2 separate regions of the Homo sapiens genome follow, and region 2 is linked to region 1. Evidence: read pairs that join two places in POLR2A ChIA-PET (ENCODE). Cell type or tissue: CD4-positive, alpha-beta T cell. All regions are shown on one strand.

The links. Peaks named below come from ENCODE experiments on the same cell type or tissue, not always from the same donor. Only the 100,000 strongest peaks of a DNase experiment are listed, where the experiment ranks them.
Region 2: POLR2A ChIA-PET joins it to region 1 with 6 read pairs; 7 of 35 experiments call an interaction of 5 or more read pairs at or near these places.

The regions. Positions count from the first base shown.
Region 1 is chr2:69,583,727-69,586,226 of GRCh38, reverse strand. The region is part of intron 2 of AAK1 (AP2 associated kinase 1); the gene reads left to right. Among named protein-coding and RNA genes, the nearest start is that of AAK1, 59 kb to the left of the region's middle. In CD4-positive, alpha-beta T cell, no CTCF peak of the experiment used is centred here; a DNase peak (open chromatin) is centred at 1,526; H3K27ac peaks cover 316 bases.
Region 2 is chr2:69,697,915-69,700,414 of GRCh38, reverse strand. It overlaps a transcript of ANXA4 not described here. Among named protein-coding and RNA genes, the nearest start is that of ANXA4, 43 kb to the left of the region's middle. In CD4-positive, alpha-beta T cell, no CTCF peak of the experiment used is centred here; no DNase peak of the experiment used is centred here; H3K27ac peaks cover 333 bases.

The sequences.
Region 1 (2,500 bases):
CCTGGAAAAGGCCTGAAAAAGCTGCATAATGATTATTTTAGAAATGCAGTGCTTAGACAAAACCTGCCCCACTGGTGGTCACCCTGATCTCTTTGCTATTCTTTTTAATGAGTTCATAATCCTCCGGTTCATCTCACAGTGTTCTTGTAGACTGCATATTTTTCGGAGTTTTTCCCAGACCCCTTGGGGCAGTGACGTGCGGAGGGCAGGGAGCACTCCGCACCAATCAGGCAGAGGGTGGTGCCAGAGGGAAGGTGGAGGGAAGAGTTGTTTGCCCAGCACTGTGCTAGGCCAATTTTTGTATATTTTTTTCTTTAGTGCTTTTCAATAGCTTTGGGGGAGAAAGTTTCCACATCTGTAAAATATGGATAATAACTGAGGCTTAAAGAAGTTAAGTAACTTTCTCAAGTTTATGTAAACAAGTTTCATTGCTAGAAATCAAACCCTGGAAACTACTGACTGAAAGGTCATCCTCTTTTCCTAGTACCATATGCCACATCATATGTAAAACTTTTGATCTAGTCCAAACATACTTTTTGGGTAAGTGATTCTTAAATTTGGTTTCTGGTATTTTTCAGTAGGTTTTAGAACTCAAGGCTGCCTTTAACGATGCAGGAGAGATACAGGACTTTGGACAGGACTCTGGAGAGGAGGGTAGCGTTAGGTATTGGAGTCTGAGAATTGCAGTGATGACAGGCACCAAGCTCCTAGGCCAGCCCATTGGAACCAGGGGCCAACATAACTACTGTCCCAGTCCAGGGTCAGAACTTGGAAAACTCAGTGCCGAAGCATAAATGTTAACCAGAGGTCCTTGGGGAGTTGGGGTGGTGTGGGGACATGGACCTCTAGCTTAAGAATATCTCCTGGCTGGGCGCAGTGGCTCACACCTGTAGTCCCAATACTTTGGGAGGCCGGGCCAGGAGGATTGCTTGAAGCCAGGGATTTGAAACCAGCCTGGGCAACAAAGTGAGACCCCATCTCTACAAAAAATTAATTTAAAAAAGAATATCTCTTATATGTTATGCCAATTGGAGATTATAGATCTCTCCTTTTCATAGAATAGTCTCTTCTTATAATCCTCGATTAAAGCTTGAATTTTTATGTAGTTTTTTTGGATAACACTTATCTGGACCTCAGTTTTTGAATCTACAAAATGATAATTTGGGTTTATTGTGATGAGGAAATGGGAACATGTATGTAGATGACTTTTCTTCACTGTAGACTATTCATACAGATATGAGATGGGTATGAGACCCAGGATCCCTAAAAACAGATTGGTAAGAAAGGCAGTGTAGTTGTTGGGCAAAGGGAACAGTGATTTTTAGAGTGTGGAAAGCTCTAGGAGAAGGAGGGAGACCAGAGTGGGGATGCTGCACTGGAAGTGAGGTGGAAGGCTTTAGATTTCCTGGTGAGTAATCGAGGTCTCTGAGTGCCTGGGGTTGAAGGTTGAGGGAGTTCAAAGACTTGATGCTGACCTGGGATCTTACTGAGACCAGTCGCTGCCTGTGTGCGTGAGGATACCACCTTGTGCAATCTAGTTCAATGGTGTGTCACCAAGAGCCTGACCTGACACCTAAATGTGACGTAGTGTCCCTTAGAAATCATGTCATGTGATGTAACGTTTAGCTTGAGTCCTGTATTAGAACCAGTGCAACTGGGGATTGGCTTGAGGCAAGTTCCCAACTTGAAACAAGTTGGGAAACCAAGGCACCAAGAGAAAAAGTTACCCCTACAAGTCTGGACTATTCAAAACTGAAGCTGAAAGCAACCTTCTGACTCTGACTTTCTTATACTCTTACCCCATTTCTTTTCTTTTATCAAAACATGGTATTACCAAGTTCCCAAGAGCGAATTATAATTAAAGTAACCACAGTGTAAAGCTCATCAACCCAGAGTCTCGGAATGAGGTGGAGAGAAGCTAGTTAGAGAAGAGGTATTATGTAATGACCTAATTATGAGGCCTGCCATCTGCTTAGGAGTCACGCCTGCCTGGTTAGGATTCCCTGATTGTGTTTTTTAAGGAAGATGCTAGATTGTTAAAGGGGGTAGGGAGAGAAGGTAACTATACCAGAATCATTAGGGCCTTTCTTGAAGGAGGCGGGTGGGTTTTGCGGGGAGGGAGATGAAGCAGCCATGGAGGGCTCCTAAGCAGATGTTCCCCATTAGCTTGGAGAGCAGTGTAGAAGGTTAATTATTCTGTAAAAGAGGTTCCTTATTAGGGAAGGGTGGTCAGGTGAAGCTGGCTATCAGAACATGGCTGATACCCCAGGTTTACCTGGAGAGACAACTAAGACATTTTTTTTCCATTCAGGGGAAAGAGTGAGAAATCCACTTTATTTTTTTAAGTGGACATTTTGTGCTGTGGATGAAGATCCGTAGCTTGAAAAAATATCCAGAAACTTGAAAAAGTGGAACGAAGTCAACTTAGAATAGAAACACAAACCACAATGCTCATGGCACCTAGTGAGTTGCCTCTAAAGGGACTCAGGGCCAAGAATCA
Region 2 (2,500 bases), 110 kb before region 1:
ACTTTATTTGAATGTAATTATTTGTATTTATTTATTTAGAGACAGCCTTGATGTGTCACCCAAGCTGGAGTGCAGTGGTGCCATAGCTCACTGTAGCCTCCAACTCCTGGGCTCAAGAGATCCTCCCGCCTCAGCCTCCTGGGCAGCTGGGACTATAAGCATGCTTCACCACATCCGACATTTTTAATTTTTTAAGTTTAAAATAAAAATGTGATGTTTTGTATTCAGTCTGTGAGCTTCGTCGGTTTACAAGATGTGTTTCCATTTGGATGTTTTATCTAATCACTTTCTTTAAAAAAATTTACATTTCCTCATGCTGCTTTGTCTAAAATCGTAATGTTAAGTCTTATTTTTGTCTTTCTACACATTTCTTCAGTTTTTCCCTCTCTCCTTCCATTCTCTCTGGGTGCTCACTTTCCTGACTAACTTAACTGCCTGTGGCTATTATACACTGCATTGGGACGTCTTTGGAATGGCTGCCTTCCTGCTGGGGCGACTAAATTCCCTGGAGGTCGCCATCTTCAGACTTTTTATAGTACTCCTTGCATCTGGTACCTGCACAGCATGTGCTGAAAATTTTTTCTTGGTCATGATGGACCCTCTTCCCTTGAAAGCCTCAAAGCTGCAGTCTTGGATTCTTTGTTCCTGGCACCTCAACCTGCATCTTTTTATTACCCCTCAGGTTTTAGGAGTATCAAGTCCACCTCAAGTGGTAAGCCTAAATTTGTTTTTTTTCTGTTGTTGTTTGTTTCTTGTTTTTTGTTTTGTTTTGTTTTGTTTTTTGGGACAGGGTCTCACTGTCATCTAGGCTGGAACACAGTGGCATGATCATAGCTCACTGCAGCCTGGGCTCAAGGAATCCTCCCTCCTCAGTCTCCTGAGTAGCTGAGACTACGGGTTCACACCACCACGCCTGGCTTATTTATTTCTCATTTTCTCATAGAATGAGGTCTCACTATGTAGCCAGGGCTGGTCTTGAACTCCTGGGCTCAAGTGATCCTCCCACCTCAGTCTCCAAAGTGCTGGGATTACAGACATGAGCCACCACACCTGGCCCTAAGTTTCTTACTATGTGGGTGTCCTCTAACTTTTCACATGTGCTTTCCACATCTTTGATCTTTTAACTCCCTTCTCTGAGTGCACAAAATAGAGAAAAGAGCCCTGGAAGGTGGGGCCAGGAGACCAAAGTTTACCCTGGCTCTGCCACCAGTTTACTGAGTGGCTCTAGGCCCAGGTCCTCCTCTATGTCATGAACATGAGCGCTAGACCCCACCCCACACACTCCCACTGCCAGTGCTGGTGCTTGGCAAAGACCATCACATCCTCCTCTTTACCCATGATTCATATCTTCAGTTGTCCCCCCTCACCCGAATCTTTCCTTCAATCCATCAGCTTTTTAAGATATTAGTATAGTCTATTTTCCAGGCTTTGTTGTTTAGCTCTTGTTCCACTTTTCCTGCCTTATCCTCTTATATCCTTTTGATTCTTTCAATCAATATTCCAAAGCATAAAAATAAACCTAGTTTCTTTCTACTTCTTCTCCCTCTTCATTGAAATTACAACTCAAAACCACCACCCTCTTGCAGAGCTTTATGAATTAGTAGTTGTATCACCATCTTGAGAAGCAGAGACAAAGCTTGGTAGCGCAGAAAGGACACAAGCCTCAGAGTGACAAGGACCAGAATTGAATCCCCCTCATGATCGAGTCTCAGTTCCTTCATCTGCATAATGGAGACAGTAACAGTTCACACTTGCCCATCGCACAGTCCTGCCCCGCCCCACCTAGTCAGAGCCGACAACGCAGCTTGTCCCCAGGATCCATTCCTTCCATAGGTGACACTCCTGCCCCCAGGCCCTCTGGTCATCCTTCTCTGCCGCCCTAGGCTCCCACTATCTGCACCTCATGGCTGTCCCCACTCTGTTCTGGCCTTCTCAATGAATAAAAGCTCCCTGTGGAGAAACAACAGGGAGATGTCGGGGGAAGAGGCCAGCCAAGGAAATGGAGGGAGTTGAAGGGCAGTTTTTTAGCTCCATAAATTTCTGCGGGTGGGGGCTTCCTAGAAAGCTGGGCTTCATCTTCCATCTGCTATAGACTGAATGTTTGTGTCCCGCAAAATTCATAGGTTAAAATCCCAATCCTCAAGGTGATGGTATTAGGAGGCGGAACCTTTGGGAGGAAATTCATGAATGAGCAGAACCCTCATGAATGAGATTAGTGCTCGTATGAGAGAGACTCAGAAGAGCTTCCTTGCTCCTTCAGTCATGTGAGGACAGAGCAAGGTGATAACAACTATGAACCAGAAAGCAGGCCACATCAGACTCTGAATCTGCCAGTGCCTTGATCCTGGACTTCTCGGCCTCCAGATCTGTGAGAAATAAATTTCTGTTGTTTTTAAACCACTCAATCTATAGTATTCTTTTTTTTTTTTTTTTTTTGAGATGGGGTCTCACTGTGTTGCCCAGGCTAGCCTCAAACTCCTGGGCTTAAGAGATCCTCCCA